Linked DNA regions of Homo sapiens: region 1 is linked to region 2. Evidence: chromatin contacts called from ENCODE Hi-C or POLR2A ChIA-PET data. All regions are on one chromosome and are shown on one strand. Each heading gives the region's core, a stretch centred on a gene start or an enhancer-like site at or near the end of the contact. The rest is flanking DNA. Distances are from core to core; before and after follow the strand shown.

The links. A loop is a pair of places that touch in the nucleus more often than their neighbours do. ChIA-PET counts read pairs that join two places held with the same protein, here RNA polymerase II (POLR2A). Pooled maps may share reads with other maps.
Region 1: a map of sigmoid colon shows a loop between it and region 2 (4-fold over the local background). The contact joins two enhancer-like sites. A Hi-C loop is called at or near these places in 3 of 168 maps with a recorded cell type or tissue (astrocyte of the cerebellum, breast epithelium and sigmoid colon) and 2 of 50 pooled maps. POLR2A ChIA-PET finds 5 or more read pairs at or near these places in 6 of 52 experiments (BJ, RWPE1, SK-N-SH and 2 more).

The regions. Positions count from the first base shown.
Region 1 is chr20:51,153,840-51,157,952 of GRCh38, forward strand. No RefSeq gene overlaps it. Among named protein-coding and RNA genes, the nearest start is that of KCNG1, 130 kb to the left of the region's middle. Within about 2 kb of position 2,257, at least 3 of the 41 ENCODE cell types and tissues checked have a DNase peak (open chromatin) inside an H3K27ac peak, as active enhancers do.
Region 2 is chr20:51,118,673-51,122,795 of GRCh38, forward strand. All of the region lies in intron 1 of LOC105372661 (a long non-coding RNA gene), which reads left to right. LOC105372662 (a long non-coding RNA gene) reads right to left here. Exons shown (of 3, transcript XR_001754668.2): 2 at 3,954-4,107; 3 at 970-1,262. Among named protein-coding and RNA genes, the nearest start is that of KCNG1, 98 kb to the left of the region's middle. RefSeq lists enhancers at 281-1,116, 2,298-2,803. Within about 2 kb of position 2,804, at least 3 of the 41 ENCODE cell types and tissues checked have a DNase peak (open chromatin) inside an H3K27ac peak, as active enhancers do.

The DNA.
Region 1 (4,113 bases), core at 1,007-3,506, 35 kb after region 2:
GCAGAGGGAATAGCATATGCAAAGGCTCCATAGAGGTAAAAGAACATACATCACTTTTAAAGAACCCAAAGAAGTTCATTGTGAGAAAGTAACAGAAAGGTAGAAGAGTTAGGCAGTGGCTGAATCATGAAGGTTCCTCTAAACCATGCCAAGGAGGCTGGGAGGCTGGAGTTTTTTTCTGAGGGCAATAGGGAGCTGTCCAAGGATAATAATGGGTGAAAGGAGTGGATAATAAGGTCAGATGATCCTTGAAGGGATAATGATGGCTTCTGGATGGTCAAGGGTGGAGGAACAGAGAATGGTGAGATGGATGCTCAGAGGAGGCAAAGGAATGGTAGCAGAGAAAAGAATGGGTGAGAAAAAGATGGAGTTTGAGAAAGGTTTAGGAAGAAGAATAGACAGGACCAGGTGCTGGCTTGGCTTGAGAGGTGGTGGGGCTGACTGTCAATACTTGGGCAGTAGCAAGTCATTTCCAACAAGATTTGCTGGAGATGAGCAGGTGACGGAGGTGGCCCAGCCGAGAGAGACCCTCAAGCCTCATCTTGCATTCACCACACAGCAGCTTCGGCTGCTGCACCGTTGCAGTCCTGCTGCTTCTGGCTAATCTACATCCAACCTTCTGTTCAGAACCAAGCCCTAGGGAGGCTGCTGGGGGAAAGCAAAGCCTGGCACTAAAGAAGCATCCTGACAAAATAATTACAGTGTCAGCAAGACAGCCGTGAGTTGCAAATAAAATTTAAATAATCCGAGTGCTGCATCCAACCTGGGGGGCTAATTCAAATACTCTATGCTTCAACTGGGGATCTTTGAATCACCTGCTGACCTGGACTCCCCCCTTCCAGAAGCTGGGAATTGAGGGTTAAGTGGTCTGGGTAATTTGGGACCACCAGGGGACCCATGATCTGATATTGGCAGCAGGTCAGCACAGTCCTGTGAACCTCCTGATGGCAATGTCTGTGATGACCATCTGTTGTTTTGACCAACCTAGCTCACATTCCTTCTTCTGGAAGCAGCACCTTGTTTTTTGTTTTTTTGTTTTTTTTGTTTTGGTGTGTGTGTGGGGAACCTCCCCTTCCTCACTCTTAGTCCACTTGGCTCAGATGGATCTGACACCACTCTCCCGCTCCACTGCACTGCAGATGGTAGGTGGGGGCTTCCTGCAGAAAGAGGGGTCTTCCCATGAAGTTCCTGCGAGGATTGGATTGGTCCCGCCTGGGCTATGTGCCCATCCATGACCCAGTTTCTGTGGCTTCGAGGTGGGGCACTCTGATTGGTGATTGGATGGACAGGGGCCATATGCCACCCTTCCGATGGAGAGGGTGCGTTGAGTCACTCACAGCTGCACGAGGGCAACAGGGCAGCTATCGAATGATATCTTTTTCAGAAATGGGTTCCTCCGAGCAATGACAGGGGAAAGGAGGGCGGATGACCTCTATCCCTGCCCCAGTTCACATCTCCAGCTTCCTTCCCCACAAATTCGTATATTTTTGTCTTCCCAGCCGCTGTCTCCCTTCTTTTGACAACAAAATATGAATCTTCCCATCTCTCTTCTCTTGTGCAGCTTGGAGAGACCGTTGGTCCAGGCTTCCTGCCCTCTTCTGTCAGGAGCTGGGCCTGGGACTGAGGTTTGTGTGGGTCTTTGACTCAAGGATTAAAAATGGCGGGTGCTGCCTGGGGCAGGATGACGCCTAGCCGACTTTCCACCCACGCTACCCAGACCCACGGGGTTGCCCTGGTTCCTGCCCTTTCCCAAACCCGGCTTTTTAGCTTTCCTTTTATCTTTTGGGCCAGCCCATATTCCTTTTATTTTTTTAAAAAAATCTTAACCCTTTGATCTTTCTTTTTGTGAAAAATTATGGTAAAATTCACATTACACTAACCATTGTAAAGCGTACAATTCAGTGGCGTTTAGTATATTCACAATGCTGTGCAACCAGCCCTTCTATCCCGTTCCAAAACATTATCATCGCCCGGAAAGGAAACCCCTTACCCGGGAAACAATCGCTTCCTCTTCCTGTCTCTCCCCAGACCCTGGCAACCAAAACTGCTTTCTGTCTCTGGATGTACCTATTCTGGATATTACATGTAAATGGAGTCATACAATACATGAATTTTTGCGCCTGGCTTCTTTTGGTTAACAAATGGTGTTTGAGGGTCACTTGCATTGTAGCCTGTGTTAATGCCTCATTCCTTTCTAAGGCTGGAGAATATTCCCTTGTATGGATAGACCATATTTTACGTAACCATTCGTCAGCTGATGGCCATTTGGGTTGTTTCCACCTTTTGGCTGTTGTGAATAGTGCTGCTAGGCTCACGTTCTCTCAGTACATTTTTTTTTCTCTTACGTTTTCCAGAATTGGCTTCTGTTCATGGCTATTGAGAAATCCTTACTGATGGAATGCCAAAAAGGCTTTATTTTCAGGGCTCCAGAACACATAGTCCGAGGAAGGTGAAAATGTAAAAAACATCTCCGATGAATTAGACTCAGCAGGGAACGGTCCCAGTTCCGGGAGGACTTTTGTGAATGATCACTGAACGCCGTGGTTGGTGCCTCAGCTCGGGGCCCTCTGAGAGGTGCCATTTGCTGAGAATGCTTTGGAGAAAGGAAGCCAAGAAGGCACTCCTCAAAGGATGGCAGCTGGGATCATTTTAAGTTTTTATCCATCCCCTTTGGAATGGAGAGGAGCTAGGGAAGCGAGCCTTTGGGGACTCAATGATTGCAGCCCTTCCCCCAGCTGGTCCAACAGTAAAGCGACAGATACATGCTGAGAGAGCAGAAGCTTTTAGGTGCTGATTATAACTTGGGTGACAAGTGACAAGATGCAGGCAGGCCTGGGTAAGATAAAAAGATCGCAGCAGCTGACAGCTATTGATGCTTCCTGCACACCCTGCTCTGTGCTGAACCCTCTGCAGGCATCGTCTCATTTACCCCTCACAGCAGCCTACGGGGAAGGCACTAGTGCTAGCCTCACTCTGCAGAGAAGAAGGGGGTGCACAGAGTGGCTTAGGCACTCGTCCCAGATCACAGCAGGAAGTGGCAGAGTGGTGCTCTTAAAACAGTGAAGAGGAGGCTGTAAAAGGCAGCTCAGCATCTGGCTACATGTGTATCTGTGTCCTGTTTCACAGATGCCTTAATTCTCTTCCAGGGAATCATGGAGGTTCCTCTCCAGGGGAGAAGTGGGGCTTACTGAGTGGGAAGTTTGGGGGTTCAGTTCCATGAGGTTCCTGGGAGGTTTGGATTGGTCCTGTCTGGGCCATGTACCTGTCCATGCCCCAGTCTCTGTGGCTGGGAGATGGGGCACTCTGACTGGTAATTGGGTGGACACGGGACATATGCCACCTCTCTGACAGAGAGGGTGGGTTGAGTTACTCACAGTTGCACAAACTCAGAAATGGGTTCCTCTCAGCAATGACAGGGGGAAAGAATGGCAGATGACCTCTGTCCCTGCCTCAGCTCACACCTCCAGCTCCACAAAGAGCAATGGTCCTGGAGTCACTTGCTGGCTGGGTGAATTAGGCAAATGACTTAGTATTTCTGAACCTGTTTTTCTCATCTGCATAAAGGAAACAATAGCAGGCTCTCTCTCATAGGATGATTGTGAGGATTAAATGAGCTAATGTTTGCAGAAGTCCTTTATCAACTGTGATAGCCCCATGGATTTGCTTTATCTTCTACTTGGTACCCCTCCCTGTCTCCCTTATTATTAAGGTGTGTCTGTGGCCCAGTCACCCCAGGGCAGGAGTGGTCTGCTCCTTGCAAAGTGAGCGCTCATCTAATAAGCATGTTGGGTGCCGATGGGTTAAGAGCATCCTTGTGAAACTGAGGATAGCTAATAATGATCATCTGTGATATGTTTCAAGCACTGAGCCACGGGCTTGCCATACAGCCATGTGACCCTCACGCGATTCCTCCCAGGTAGGGTCTGGTATTATGCTCACTTTATTGAATAAGGACACTGAGGCTCAGAGAGGGAGGGAATGTGCAGAAGGACCCTCAGCTAATGAGGTTCAGAGCTGGAACTCGAACCTAGGTCTTTCAGATTCAACCTGTGGCCTTACCAATGGTGCAATAGCCCTTTGTGCAGCTAAAGTTGGCCTTCCCACACAGCAGAG
Region 2 (4,123 bases), core at 1,554-4,053:
TGGTTCACTTTCTTCACAGCACTTCTCCTCTGCGGCTTGATGTTTAAGATTCACTGAGTGTCCGTTGTCTCCCAGTGGAATGTGAGCTCCCTGAGGGCAGGGACAGAGCAGCTATACAATCTGTGGGACCCAGCGCAGGATGAAAATCAGGGTCCTTGTCTAAAAACAGTTAAGAGTTTCCAGACAGCCACAGCAGAGCCTTAAAGCAAGCTCGGGCCCTCTTGAGGCCCGGCTGCTGTGCTTCTGCACGTCCCTACGGCCTGGCAACTGGCCCAGGCCAGGGACTTTGTCTTGCTGACCACTGTCCCCTGAACATCGGGGACACAGCCTGATGCATAGTGGGCCCTCAATGAATATTTGTTGACTGAATGAATCAATGAATGAATGAACTGATGGCTTCAGTTGCTACTTCATCTGCAAACCAGAAACAAAATACATGCATCTAACCATTGATGACTGAGATCAAGTTACCCATTAAGGTTGAAAGAGAGAGTCAGACGCCTAGGAGGGCCCTGCTGGGCTGGCTGTAAGAGCAGCTCTAAGGGCCTCAGGAGCCTTTGGGGCAAGGCCGTGACCAGTGGGGTTCTGCTGTACCATATCACCCGCGCAGCTTGTGTGCAGCACAGAGTGAAGGAGGTGCCAGAACAGAAGCAGGACCGGGAGCCAGGAGGCCTCCCCAGTGGTCTAATAAGCACAGTGGTGGCAGAGGAGGATGAGAGAGATGGGATGCGCTGATCCATGCTGGGAGGATCACGCCCAAATTGCACACATGCAGTGGGGGGAGATTGAAAGACTTCAGTGATGTTTTATGTCTCTAGGGTGATACCTTGTGGTGTAGGTTCCAATCATCTGGGTCTCAGAATCTGTCCTGGTGTTGTCACATGTGCACATGCTCCATGTTCCAGCCCTTCCCCTAGTCCTTTGGGACAGAGGAGATGGTTTATGCCGAGAGCACTGCATACCCCCATAAAAGTTAAGTGTATTTATATATAATAGGCAGGCCTAGAGAGCCCGCACTGGGATAGTTATGAGAAGAAATGTAGCCTTTGGAAGAAGCCTCTTAGAACCACTGACATGGAGCCACGGACTTCTACTGGAGGAAGACTTGCCCTCTCTGGAACCCAGCAGGTCACAGTCCAAGCTTGCGGTGGCTCTGAGGGGTGAGAGGAGATGGATATTTCAGATCCAGCTGGGGTCCTCGGTCATTAGTGGCAATGTCAGGCGGTCCAGAGAGCATCTTCCCACGGCAGAGATAGCTGGTTCTTTTGGAGATTACCAACATGTGAAGTGAGGAGAAAAACAATAATACCAGGAAAGACCTTGATGGAATTTTTTATATGCCAGGCACTGTTCCAAGGCATTTACATATACTCATTTGTTTACTTCTGATAGCAACCCTGGGAGGTATGTACTAATATTATGGCTGGGAAAACTAAGGCACAGAGAAGCTAATTACTTGCCCAAGGTCATGGGCCAGAAGGCAGCAGAGCCAGAGTTGGAACTGAACATCTGACTCCAAGTCCTTGCTCTTAACCACCGCTCAAGGTCAGGGACCAAGGGCGCCACTGTCTGGTATCCTGATGGCTGTGGCAATATAAAGTTGCTGCAATGGCCAAAATGCTTGGAGGCCTTTGCAGGCAGCCTAGACCTTATTTCATCCTTGAGGATGGACACCCAGAACCAGCCTGATGGTGGGATTTGGTGTGAATGATCACATTTGATTCTCATGCCCACCCTTTACAGCAAGGGCTGTGATTGTCCCCATTTTACAGATGAGGAAACAGGCACAGAGTGGTTATGCACCTTGTCCAAAGCCCCACAGCTACTAGGCTACCAAACTAGGCTGGACTCCGGGACTGACCAAAGCTGTTGCAGTTTCTTCACGTCAGCCACTGGGCTTTTCTGTTTTTCTGAAACCTTTAGGCTGTGGGGCTGTCTTTCTATGGCCTTCAAAGCCAGAGCATCCTTGTTCCTTCACTAGGCATTGAGACCAGAGAGGTTAAACACTCTGCCTGAGGTCACACAGCTGGTGAGTGGGAAAAGGGGATTCAAAACCAGGCTGGTGCATGTCCAGACTTCATGCTTGCTTTCCTTCCATGCTTCGTTTCTAAGCAGTTTAGACTGACCATGGTTTTAAATTCTAGGGCATCTTCCTTTTTAAAATGGACTTTCTCATGGGAGGGGGAGCTAGGGACCATCTATAGCCAGCCCAAAACTTGGACTGGGGAGTCAGAGAGGTCTGGGTTCCATTTCCAGATCTGCCTCTCACCAGCAGCATGGCCACAGCTGGTCATACTCCTCTCTCAGCCCCCGTAAGATGACAATAACAGCCCCACCCCAGGATGTCAAGATGAAGGCAGATAGTAACGAGGCTGCTAGAAGAGTTCAGACTCCACAATGTGCCTGCATGTTCCATTATCTAAATCAGTAGAACATCTCTGGAAGGAAGTGAGGGAAGGCGAGGAAGAGGGGAGGGAACCATTAACATGGTGGCTATTAATAGGCCCTCATCAATCTTCAGAACATCCTTCTAAAGTACAAAGAGCACAAAAAGCAAATCTAACCCCTTTGCAGGTGGAGAACTGAGAACCTGAATGTGCAAAGGGAAAGCCTTCCAGAACAAACTGTGCTCACTCACATAGATTTCTTTGCTTCTTTGTTCTTAATCATGATCTTTTAAAATTTCTTTCCACCATTAAAAATGTCAGAATTTCAAGATGACAAAGTTCAGGACAAACCCTGGGGAGGAGTGGCTCGGCTCACTCTGCCTCCCGCTGTGTCCTCCTGGCTGGGCTCCCCAGGACTGTCTGCCAAGATCCCCGCATCCTTGAGGCGGTGTGCCCTAGCACAGAACAGTCTCTCCAGGGCTGCCAGCAGCAATCCCCCGCAGATAACACGTTCTCTTCCTGAGTCCTGGGCTCACAGAACATGTAGCCCTCATAGGCTCAGGGGTTGATTCTGGAGGACTCTGCATCTCTTTGCAGAAATGCAAAATTGAAATGTCAGCCTGGACATCTTCCCAGGGAAGTCCAGGTCTTTGCAAGGGATGGGATACCTGTTGGACAAATTTCTAGCTAATTGATTTTCTTAAGTCTAGCCTTGCTTCCTAGAAGTTTAAAATCGAGTAGGGAGGCATCCTGAGGGGGCATGTGCTGTTTGGTTTTAATATTGCTGACAAATAGTGTCATCCTAAACCCCCAGAGTCCTCTGCCTCCACCCAGGCTGTTCACCTGGGATCCCTTGGACCTCACTGATATCCAGCAACTAAAGGGTTAATGCCTAGCCCAGCAGGGGATGCTGCCCAAAGCTGGAGTCACAGTTTGTTCTGATTTAGTCAATACTGGCCTCTCCCTCATGACACCGATGGTTAAATATTCAGAACATTACTCCAGAGGCAATGTATACAGTCATGAAACAAGCCACAGTAAAAAATGCTGCAGAATGTCTGTCATAAGGGCTAGAGCAAGTGGCAATGACCCCCCCACCACCCCATCTGATGGGCAGCAAGCTGCTTCTCTGGAAGATGTCCATCCTCTTTCTCAGGCCACCTCCACACTGAGCCAGTCCTCTTCCCGTCTCACCTGGATTCTTCCCTTAGCCTCCTCTCTGGCCTCCCTGCCTCTACCCTCACCCCTGAGCCAATCCATCCTCCATACAGCAGCCAGAAAAACAAGTTTGGTCACACCAACCCTCTGCTTAAAACCACCCCATGGTTTTCTGTGCTCACGGTCAGGCTAAAGCTCCCAGTTCCCTTTAGAGCAATCTCTGCAATGTGCAGTTATACATTTGTTTGTTTTGTTTATTTTTGGTCTCCATCCCGGAATGGCAGGCCCAACAAAGACTCTCTAGTGTTTATATCCAGTGTCTAGCGCAGTGTCTGGCACACAGTAGGTGCTCAATAGATGTTTGCTTAGTCAGAGAAAGAATAAATGAATGGATGACTGAGCACTCACCGTGAGGTCTGCAAGAGCCCAGAAGGAGCGGGATGTTTCCTCGGCAGGTTATAATTTGCAGAGGCAGAGAAGAGATTGCCATTCAAGGCAAAGGAACGGTCAGGGCAAAGGCTGGGAGGTGGTGTGTAGGTGGCTTCATCTGCCCTACAGGGCTCTGTCAGCAAGAAGAC